2 separate regions of the Homo sapiens genome follow, and region 1 is linked to region 2. The links are chromatin contacts, found by Hi-C in ENCODE. All regions are on one chromosome and are shown on one strand. The core of a region is the stretch at or near the end of the contact, and the rest is flanking DNA. Distances in the headings are between cores, read along the strand shown.

Region 1 (5,742 bases), core at 1,446-3,945, 1.2 Mb after region 2:
CTTAACTGCTACCAGTACACAAAAGTCCCGTTACTCTATATCTTCTTTGTGTCAAATCCCTTGCATTACTGCTAGCTGCCTCCAAGCTTGCCAGAATCAAGAACTTGGATAAAATCTAGCTGGCGGAAATTCAATCCAGGCAAGACAAAAGTGATGCTGATAGGCAGAAGTATTTAGAGTAAATAGGGAGAAGTGCTGTTTCGCTGGCAATCGGGACATCATACCCACCAAACATAAACAGCTTTGTGGTGTTACTGGACTCTGTTGCTTCTGGACTTCTAACAGCTACTGTGGCTGGAAATGCCATCTTCCATCTCCAGCTGGCTTGAAGGCTGCATACTTTCTTCCAAATTAAGATTCTGCCACAGTGATGTACACATTTGTCATATCCAGCTGGACTACTATAATGCGTTCTAGCTGGTTCTCAATACACAAAACGACATAAACATTACAGACAACAGTGCAAAGTAATTTACTTGTTGGGAAAACTGGCCATCAAAATTAGATGCATGTTTGGGTCTTTGGACAGGCCCTGTGTCTGTCAAGTCTACAAAAGATCACTAACTTTATTCACTAAAGACTAAATTGCATCATAGGCTATAGCAAATCAATCAAATGCCCAGAAGTTTGTATGAATATACAAACAATGGATGACCCAAAAGAGAGAGAGAGAAAAAAACCATGTGAAAATCATAGAGTGGTGTAGACAAAGCCTTTGACTTTTAGTCATGGCTTTATTTGTCTACATGTCTTCCAAAACAAGACTTTTGACTTACGAGCCTGAATAAGTCACATTCAAACAGGTCAGCATTTATACACATCACAGTACATCTTCACTTATCAAAAAATAATTCATATCACATTCAATGTAAAGTCATCAGTAAAATTCGCCCTGTCAAAATGCTACCTTAAGAAAAATGAGTTTCTTCACTAACATGAAAAACTGAAACTAGCAACACATTCTTTCAATGAATTGTTTCTAAATTTTGATTCTCAAAGAATGTTGAAACTTTGATTAAAGAAAAAGGGTGTGTGTGTGTGTGTGTGTGTGTGTGTGTGTGTGATTGCAATTTACCCATTTGGGCTAAGACTAAATGGCACAAAGTGTAATGTAGGGCAAAGATTGGAAAACTTTTTCTCTAAAATGCCAGATAATAAATATTTTTGGCTTTAAGGGCACACAGTCTCCATCCAATTGCCTTTGGAGTAGAAAAGCAGCCACAAGCAATATGTAAACAAACGAGCATGACTGTGTTCCAATAAAACTTTATGAACACTGAAAATTAAAAATTGAAAAATCTGAAGACCATTCTTAGCCTGTGGGCCTGAAAAAAACAGTAGCAGGCTTGATTTAGCCCATGGGCCGTAGTTTACTAACCCCTGCTCCATGGAACTACATTAAATAAGAAAAACATTCAACACTATCACAAGCTAAATTCTTAGCTCTGCCACTGTTTTTCCTGGGAGACCTTGGACAAATTATTTAACCTGCCTCAGGTTTCTCATCTGTAAAATGGAGTTAATAACATTAGGAGCCTCAGTGGGTTACTCTGAACATGAACTGTAGTAATACATTTTGAAAATGATACCAACTGCACATAGTAAGTGTTCAATAAAAGTTACCTGTTAATACACATTACGATTCTAGAGTTAACTCCTTTTTACTTCAGTGAAAACATTAGAAAAGTAGTTCTTTTGTGTTTAAATTTTTAAAATTGTCTTAAAGTGCCTAGATGTTGTCTTCTCAAAGGAAGAAACTAGATTTGCCCAAAGAGGTCAAGCACATTTGGAAAGGGGCAAACGCACAAGGAAGCCTGCTTTGCAAAATCTGCCTAAAAGGCTAGCTCCATCTGAACAGACACCTACCCGGTTTCTGTCTTCAATTGTCAACAGTTCCTCCTCCATGCACTTATCCAAGACGTCTCTAACTAGAAGCTTGTCCACCAGAGTGGGCTGAAGGAGGTTCAGCAGTTGGAGATATTCATCATGAGCGTTCTCAAACGATGGAGAGGGCAAGTCCGTGAGCTCAGGGTTCATGTAGCGGGCGGCCAGAGGGCTGCCGGTTCTCCGGAGGGCCTCCACGAATTCCCGAGTCCAACCAAGGTGCCAGACTCCCTTCTCCAAGGTGCTCAGCAGCAGTTCAACTGCCTGCATGTTCCCGGAGGTGGCGACTGTCCTCTGAATCTGCTCCTTCACCTCTGCAGGCAGAAAGGTCAGGTAGTCCAGCACAGGCTCCACCTGGATGTACATTTTCACCCTGGCCCTGAAGCACGAGATGAGATAGCGGAAATTCTCGTCTGTGGAATACCCATTCGACATCTTTCTTTCTCAGAGAAGGGAGAGGGTTCTCCCAAGCAGATGGTGCTGTTGTCTGCGGGACAGGTGAAATGTGCGTGCCGCTGTCCGCTGCCCACTTAGAGAAGCAGGGTCTACCGCTCTGTGCCTGACAATGACGAGGTTGTCCACAGGGCTCTCAGGCCGGCGCGCGGGGCTGCACTCGCACCTGGGCAGGTGGGCAGGCGGGCAGGTGGGCAGCGGGGCGGCGCGCGGGGCCGCGGCAGGCAGGTGCGGCCGGCAGGCGCGGCACTTTGGACTCTGCGGTGTGCGCCTGGGGTCCCGGACCGGGGCGATCCTGCTGCACACTCGGGTAGGAGCTTTGAGTCCAGCTTTCTGTCAGGCAGTTCTTACAGAGTTTGCCTGACTTTGGTTTCTGTTTCGATTCTCTTCTCAGGACTTTGTAAACGTAATCTGCCTGGCGGGGAGGGAGTTTCCTCAGGGAGACGCCACCTTTTGGTCGGGGCGGGTGAAGAGAGGAGGCCTTTGGTTAAGGACACCGCGGGAAACAGAAAAGGAAAGCGAATTCTCTCTGACACCAAGACCAACGCTCTAGCAAAGCTCCTCCGGCGGATATTTTGTTTTCCCAGCAGGTTCTGCCTTAACAATAAGGTCCTTTGTAGGCCAAAATGTGCAGGGCATAAAAGCATGTGATTTGGGACTTTCCAAAGGGGAAGTGAACAGAAACTGCCACAGACCCGGACGTGAACAGGGAGTTACCCTCGGCTGGTGAATGTAGGCAGGCCTGGCTGAGGGTGGTGAGACTGCGAGGGACAGGTGAGAGATGAAGCTCAGAAGACATCTTTGCAGAGATGTGGAGAAGACAGGAGGAAGTCCTTCCTAAAATAAACCTGACCTCCTGTGGGTTCCCAAACACTAACTTGTTTCCCTGGGAATTTGGAGGTGGGTTCGAAAAAGTGAGTAACAATAAACAGTTAACTTTACTGCCTCATATTTAGATTGCTGGTATTTATGCAGCTTTGACCAGGACCTGGTAACAGATGTGGATGGACTTGAACCACCAACTCAGCTTAGAAGGAAGCCAAGACTTAAAGTTTCCTAGATCCCAGCTTGTAAGTTCCCTATATTCTTTAATATACAACTTTCCTTTAATAAAACAAAACAAAAAAATCCCCCAACAACTTATTTTTGATATAGCTGCCATTCTTTTCTTGGATTCAATACAGCAAGTTTTGGCTGGAGCAGCTAGGAACTTAATTAGCAACTAATGTACCAACTTGTAGTAAACATCAACATTTGTCTATGTCATGAGAGAAAAAAAACATATTCACACTGAAAAATGGCAGCTTCATTTTGGTACAGAAGCCACATAAATGTGAGTCCTTAAGGTTACTACTCATTCTGAAGGCATTCTGTAGCCACATGTGACTGTGGGTGGTAGGCACATACGCACCATAACTAGAATCTCATGGTCCAGAATTATATAAAGGATGGAGAGATCATTTAGGTTATCAAAGAGACATATTTAGGAAAAATAATCTGTTAGCAAAGTACATTCAATAAAGTCTGTGTAGGCCAGGAAAACCTGATAGTGCTTTGAACAGGATAATAGAAGTACAGAGTCTTGGTGAGTGTTTACTAGGGGCATACAAAATATCCAAATGAGCACTTTATGGTAACATGTCTTATTTTATTCTCTAATTATCTTATGTAGCAAGGCTTTTTCTACCCCTGAAGGATTGTAAGCTGCTTGAAGAAGGGATATATTTACATAGTAACTAGTACACTACTCACAACTGGTGGGCTCTTGATGACATCTCTCCTGGGAGTTGTATTTGAGTTGACCATAGCAGCTGGCATAATGTTAAATACACTGAAAGTTGAAGTAAATGAAACCTTGGGCTTGCAGGTAGGCCTGATTTATACTGTTCTTTTCTGTTTCTTCACAGAACCCTACTCCTTTTTCACTTAATTTTGGGAGATGACCTTGTACCCAGATAGAGGATAATCCAATTAGATGTTTCTACAAAAGCACTCAAATTATTAATTTTAAGTATTGGGTCTATGAAAATATCTTTTAAGGCTGTTGCAAAAACATACTCCTATCCCCCAGCTGCCAGTGGGTTTTATTCAACATGTTAAAGCACAAACTAACAAACCAAAAAACATTCTTTTTCCTGGCACTTATCCTTCTGTTTCTTGGTTTCAAACATGGGGGAATGAGAAGGGGTTGCTGACTGAATATGGGGAACCAGTTAATGTTATTTTCTTCATACCACTTAATTGTTGCTCTGGAAGAGAAAGGATCAAATGTTTGGTATTTGACCTGTTCTCAAATAATAAACATTTAAACCAAAGATATTTAAATATTTGGCATTCAAATTATATCATTCATTGTATCATCTAGTCATTTAAAATATGTTTATTAAGTATCTATTACATGACCAGCACTGATCTAGGTGCAGTTAATAAAATTAACAAAGCTCCTACTTTTATGGAGTTCACATTCTAATGGGAGTGGGAAGATAGATGGTAAGTAATGACTAAAAAATATGCAATGTGCAGGTGAGGATAAATGCCCTGAAGACCATAGTAAATCTACATAATAATGTATATTACAGTTTCACAGGTTGATTTCCCAAATAGTCATCCTCCTCTAACCCTATTAGCATCACATAATACCCAACAATAACAATTCATATTTTCTCACAAGTAGGAGTCTCTCTGCTGGATGAGGTCTGAGTGATGAGGATTAGGTGTGGGTGGAAGGGACTTCTTTTTTAGGAATCTCCCATAGTCTTGATGGGACCCTTTTTGGAGAAAGGAGGTTAAGGAAACAAAAGCCAAGACACAATCTCTCACAATGTATCCTTTTTTCATCTATATTTTTTGCATCATGATTTAGTTTATTTTCTGTTTTTCACTTGAGTAATTAATTGTTTTCCTCTGTCAAGTTTCTTCTACTAGGTTTCATTTTAATCCTTTTCACCAGTTCCCAAATGTAAGTTTCTTTTTCCTTTCTCTTTTGAGGCAGGAGATCCTGCTGAACTATGTATTTTCCCATTGTTATGCAACTTTTCATTTGAGTTTTTAAGAAGTAGTAACAATATGAGCTGCCACTACAATTTAACGACCATGCATAGCAATAATGTCTTTTTCAAAGAAAATGACAATAATTTTAGTTTAGTGAGAAACCCTGGAATTGTTGTTCTGTTCCTTTACTTGTTTGCTCATTTGTATCAATAATGAGCCTGCTTTGTGTAATTTAAAGTGTTAGATGCTCTTAACCTGGCAGTGTGGGGTATGGTTAAGCACAGAGACTCTGAGTTCAGGCTGTCTGAGTTCACATCTCAATACTATTTCTTAATTGCTGTGCTTTGAAAAATCACCTCAAATACATCAGTTGTAAAATGGAAAGATTCTGGTATCATGTCAGAAGTTTGTTCT
Region 2 (5,501 bases), core at 1,790-4,289:
TGCTGGTGATTAGATAAAAGATATTCTATTCTCCTGCCTTGACAAACACATCTTTATAATGATAAAAAATTAAAGTGTGTGAAAAGCTATGATTTTTATATATAGTAATTGAAATTAAGCAAAATATCAAAAAGGAATAAATTGAATTTCATCATGTATGTATGTTCATAGGTTAGTAATGTTTTTATGACAAGTACAATACATATAATTCATAATTTATTATATATTATTCCATAAAATGTTTCTGTCTTGCTTTAATTTCCATAGCATCACAAATGTTGTTATAATCAAGATTTTCACATTATTTGTGCTTTATTGATAGTAATGCCAAATTAGACAAACTTTCTTGAGTCACTGTTGTTTTTAAATAAATTTTTATTAATTCCTGTTTAAAGAAACTTGGCTCTGCTGAGGCAATAGGGGCAGGAATTGTCAAGTTATTAATTCAATAGTTAGATTTAGAAATGAGTAAGATATACATGTCTTGCTCAGATATTGTAAAAGTGATATATTGATAAATTATTACAGAAAATATTGCAAAATATTTTTAACTTCACCATATGTATAGCTATTGCCTATATTGCAACTTTTATCATCTCTTAAAGCAATATGTAGATCTACTCATAATGTAAAAAATCAATATCTTTTACATGCTTCAAAAATTTTAAGCTAAAACCTATATATATACACAAATCCGAGTAATATAAACTAATCCTACAGAATTTCTACAGCTTTGTGCAACTGTTTCAAATATTGCACTAATTTATGAGTACCTCTAGAACCACAAATTGGAACAAGAAGTGAAGCGAGAAAATAGACATTCAGCACTGGGATACTTCACCATAACAAGAATCTATTTCATGCATGTTAATTAAGAGGGAGAATTTAACAAGTTAGACATTTATATTTTCATGTAGCTCAGTGTTTCCACTGCTCCTGGATTCCAAGTAGTGTGTGTCTTCCATACCAATAGTATTTCAACCCATACACTTCCATGCCATTTGAACGGGTGACTTTTGTTTTGAGGCCATCAAGCAGATTTGAAGAAGGATTTCTCTGTGGCCTGAATGGTGTTTGTCCTGAGACTGAATTTTTAGGATTACCAAGTGACAGAGGCACCCATGCATTCTTTAATGAATTCATTTTATGTGTGATACAAGGGGCCCTCTAAATTGTAGGACCTGGACAGAGACTCCTCTTTCCTGGGCTAAGAGCTGTACTCATTGCAGCAATGCAGAGGGACATTCCAAAAGGAATTAAGTCACTTATGTAAATCCTTCAGGAGAGATTTTGCCAGCCTCCTTTTCACCTTACCTCCTGTTCATCATTAATTATGCATGGTTGAGAAGATGTAAGAAAAACAAAATAGTATGATTTAGCACAAGCTTGTCCAACCCGCAGCCTTGATCCCACGTGCAGCCCAGGACGGCTTTGAATGTGGCCCAACACAAATTCATACTTTCTTAAAACATAATGTGATTTTGGGGGATTTTTGTTGTTGTTGTTCTCAGCTATCATTACTATTAGCGTATTTTTTGTATGGCCCAAGACAATTCTTCCAATGTGACCCAGGAAAGCCAAAATATTGGACACCCCTGATTTAGTACATCTTACATTCTTAAGCATTGATATAAGCACTTTATGTGCTTTAACATATTTTTATCTTCACAACCAAAGAAATAAATAATCTTATTATTCCTTTTTTTTAATGAGAAAATTGAGACACAAAGGTTACACAACTTGCCTCAGGTCACAGAGCTGGGAAGCAGTGGAGCTGGTAGGACAGAAATTAGTCAATGATTCTTTTATTCCGTGACTTCTTCCTTCTTCAGGTCTTACTTTTGATTTGCTTTTTGATTAAAGATTTTCTCAAAACAGTGCTAACACATTTAACAATGTGTTAAAACTGCTTGGGTTCTAATCCTGACTCTACCACTTGCCAACTGGGTATCCTTAGAAGTCACACTCTGTAAAGCAGAAACGGTCATAGTACCAATCTCATAGTGTTAATGTGAGAAATAAATCATGTAATAATGTACAGCATTTTTAATATTAGGTGCCATGTAAATGTTTGCTTTTGTTATTGTTCTGTTATTATGTATGGTTTATTTTCTAAGCTGCCCAATATGGAAAAAATCGTGACTTTCTTAGAGCTCTGTTGTGTGGTAGTTGAGTTAAAATATGAAAGACACTTAAAACAATGCCAGGCCAGGCGTGGTCGTTCCTGCCTGTAATCCCAGCACTTTAGGAGGCTGAGGCGATCACCTGAAGTCAGGAGTTTGAGTCCAGCCTGGGCAACATGGCAAAATCCCATCTCTACTAAAAATACAAAAATTAGCTGGGCATGGTGGCAGCCGTCTGTAATCCCAGGTACTCGGGAGGCTGAGGCAGGAGAGTCGCTTTAACTCGGGAGGCAGAGGTTGCAGTGAGCCAAGATCGCGCCACTACACTCCAGCCTGGGTGACAGAGCTCCATCTCAAAACAAACAAACAAACTTTGTATGTCCGTGTGTCAGTGGGGCTCATTCCAACATTTTGCCCCAGCACACTGAGGCGTGAGGCACGCTTCCAGAAGTAGCAGGGGCTACTGGGATATTTTGAGAGTATTTAAATAGTGAGCAGAAGGAACAGATAAGGGGAGAAAGTAGAGAATTAAACATGAGAGAGAACAAAAGAACAATGAAAAGTGTGAGGCCTTGGAAGAACTGTGAGAAATGGAATTCAAAGGGTTATTAAGGAATTAACCTCAGGAAGGAAAAGGAGCACATATTCGTGTGTAATACAGGGTAACAAAGAATGACTAGTGAGAATGAAGATGTTTACAGATTAGTTGGCAGAACTGGGGGAAATTTCTCTCTGGTGACCTCAATTTTCCCTATAAAATAGGAAGTGAAGTCATCTGTTGGACATAGTGAGAGCCAAATTTTGAAGAGAGAATAGAGGAAGTTTGAAATAGTAGCTGCAGAGAAGGGAAGAGATAATGGGACAGGCTTGAAGACCTAAATGACTTTACAATGGTTCAGAACACATGATGTGGCTGTGCGGTTTCCTTTAACACTGCTCAGAAATACTGTATGAGTTCAGGGAAAACAGCTGGGTTGGGGTTTTGCGAGGCTGTCACTATGGAAGGAAATACAGGTTTAAAGATACTGACAAAACAAAGGATGAAGTGATAAACCACAATGTCTAGATTCAGTTGACAAGGAAGATGACGGGGGAGTTGGGAGCAAGAAGTGGGGTTTATTTGGGGACACAGGTGACATTGAAGGATTGGGTGGCAGTAGCCAAATGTGAAGGTCACAAGGCAGTATAACTATGGTCAGAGATTTCCCAACAGTACAGATTTGAATGTAATATTTCAGAAGGTTCTGGATCATGACAGCATCAGGGTGCTGCCCTGGGAGGAGGGGCTGAAGAGAAACACAGTAAAAGTCCCTAGAGATGAGAAAATAAAGAAACTGAGAGGCCAAGCAATTGGATGGTATATTAGTTTGCTAGGGCTTCCCAAGTGCCACAGACTGGGTGGCTTAAACCACAGAAATTCATTTCCTCACAGTTGTGGAGGCTGGCACTCTGAGATCAAGGCGTGAGCAAGGTCTTTCTTCAGAGGCTTGTCTTGGCTTGTCGGTAGCCGTATTCTCCCTGTGCCTTTAAGTGTTCTTTCTTCTCTGTCTGTGAACTAATCTTCCCTTACAAGGACATGGGTCATATTGGATTGAGACCAATCTCCAAAGACTTCATTTAACCTTCATTAACTCTTTAAAGACCCCATTTCCAAATATAGTCATATCCTGGGGCAATAGAACTTAGGACTTCAACATATGAATGGGGATGGAGCTGAAAACACAATTTAGCCCACAACAGAATGGTCATTCAGGAAGAGACAGAGGGCACCCAGAATGGTGGTAAAATGGGTAGAGATGATGAGGGGAAATGAGGTACCCAACTCTTCAGTGTTTAAGGTGGCTAATTAGCTTGTTGCTGTTTCATAGAGTTTGTGTATTCCTCCATATTATTTAGGATTCCAAGCCATTTTTTTGTGCAGTATTTTTTTCATAGACCCATAACCCATGTCAGTTTTTTTGTTGTAGTGTCAATTTTTGTCTTTTACCAAAGACAGGGATTGTGGCTTGTACAACCCTATCCATTCAGCTAAGTGTGAGCCCCTCATTGACTGTGTAGCTGGAAATCTGGCTAAAATGACAAGTACCTGGACAAACATTCGTCATATATGACAGCATAAGACTAACAGAGAATCCACTCTCACTCCACCCCACTCTCACTCCATGGCTAGATTCTCTGACACACTGAACATAGAGCATAAAACAAAGCCTCAACCTACAATGCACACACATACTCCTAGAACTCTTAGAACTTTCCCATTTTCTACCCTTGTCATAATAAAAATGCCTACCATTTATTGAACAAAGCATTGTACAAGGTACTATGCTTTGTGCTGTACATTCACTATCTCATTTAATACTAACAGCAACCCTAGATGAGGAAATTGAGTAGAGAGAGGTTAAATAACCCACTTAGAGTCACCTAGCTAGTAAGTGGCAAGTCTGTCTGACTCTTCAAGTACTACATTCAACTACAGTGCTTTATTTGTGGGGACCAAATCTCCCCAGATGCAATGGCATGCCACCAATCCCATTCCCTTCCAGGGTGTTTATGAATTGATGTGGAAAGTGGGAGTGAAGAACAGTATACCTCAAAAAGTACTTCTTTTGTCATCCATTTTTTTTCTTGATTGTTCTAAACCCTGGACCAATCAGCAGGGCTCATGGAGAAATACTTGGCTTTTTACCTTCTTTCAGCTTAGCTGTCCTGTTATATTTCAGGAGGCAATTATTAGCTAACTTAAAAATTGTTTTTCCTCAATCTGCTTTTATTTCCTTGTGGAAATGGATACAAATTTTTATAGGTTTTAGCAATAGATTATCTGTCAGTTTTAGTTTTAGCATGAGGTAATGTGAGGTTTGCCTTTTACCAGTATTTCATAAACATTTAGTGGGCGAGTGGGAGAAATTGAATCAGTGGCTGCCAATTGCATGCCATTTTATTATAGGATTTTCTCCCTTTGTGTTTTTTATACCTCTTTCTCTCATGATGGTACTTTCTATTATCTCAGAAAACCATTAGGGTCATTGACAATTTAGTGTTTGAAGTTGCTGAGCTGAGAGGGACATTAACGTCAAGTCATAATGAGAATCTACCTACCCATTTATCAAGTAGGTTTTTCCTCTTTGTAGACCCTTTGGGCTTTGGCGGTTGAGACTAGAAGGATTAAGTTAGAATACAGAGGATAATTTATTGCTATGAAAATTTTCCAACTCTGCTCAACTTGGGTTCAGATTAATAATCAACTCATGAGACACAAAAGACTTCACTTAACTCCAAATTTACTTTGTTTTTAGAAAGAATCAAAAAGTAACAGCACAGTATGTAAAGTAACAGTGTAGTAGAGGTCTCGCAACTCCTAGGCACAGCTTCCAATGT

The links. Hi-C counts contacts between places; a loop is a spot of excess contacts on that map. Pooled maps may share reads with other maps.
Region 1: a loop to region 2 is called in a map of naive thymus-derived CD4-positive, alpha-beta T cell, with 4 times the contacts of the local background. The contact joins the promoter of IFIH1 here to the enhancer-like site in region 2. A Hi-C loop is called at or near these places in 1 of 168 maps with a recorded cell type or tissue (naive thymus-derived CD4-positive, alpha-beta T cell), 2 of 37 single-sample maps with no recorded cell type and 8 of 50 pooled maps.

What each region holds. Positions count from the first base shown.
Region 1 is chr2:162,315,989-162,321,730 of GRCh38, forward strand. IFIH1 (interferon induced with helicase C domain 1) reads right to left here and starts at 2,696. Exons shown (of 16, transcript NM_022168.4): 1 at 1,867-2,696. The coding sequence starts at 2,319. It also overlaps a transcript of GCA not described here. RefSeq lists a silencer at 2,491-2,580 and enhancers at 2,611-3,160, 2,729-3,928.
Region 2 is chr2:161,074,617-161,080,117 of GRCh38, forward strand. No RefSeq gene overlaps it. Among named protein-coding and RNA genes, the nearest start is that of TANK-AS1, 83 kb to the right of the region's middle. Within about 2 kb of position 3,040, at least 11 of the 41 ENCODE cell types and tissues checked have a DNase peak (open chromatin) inside an H3K27ac peak, as active enhancers do.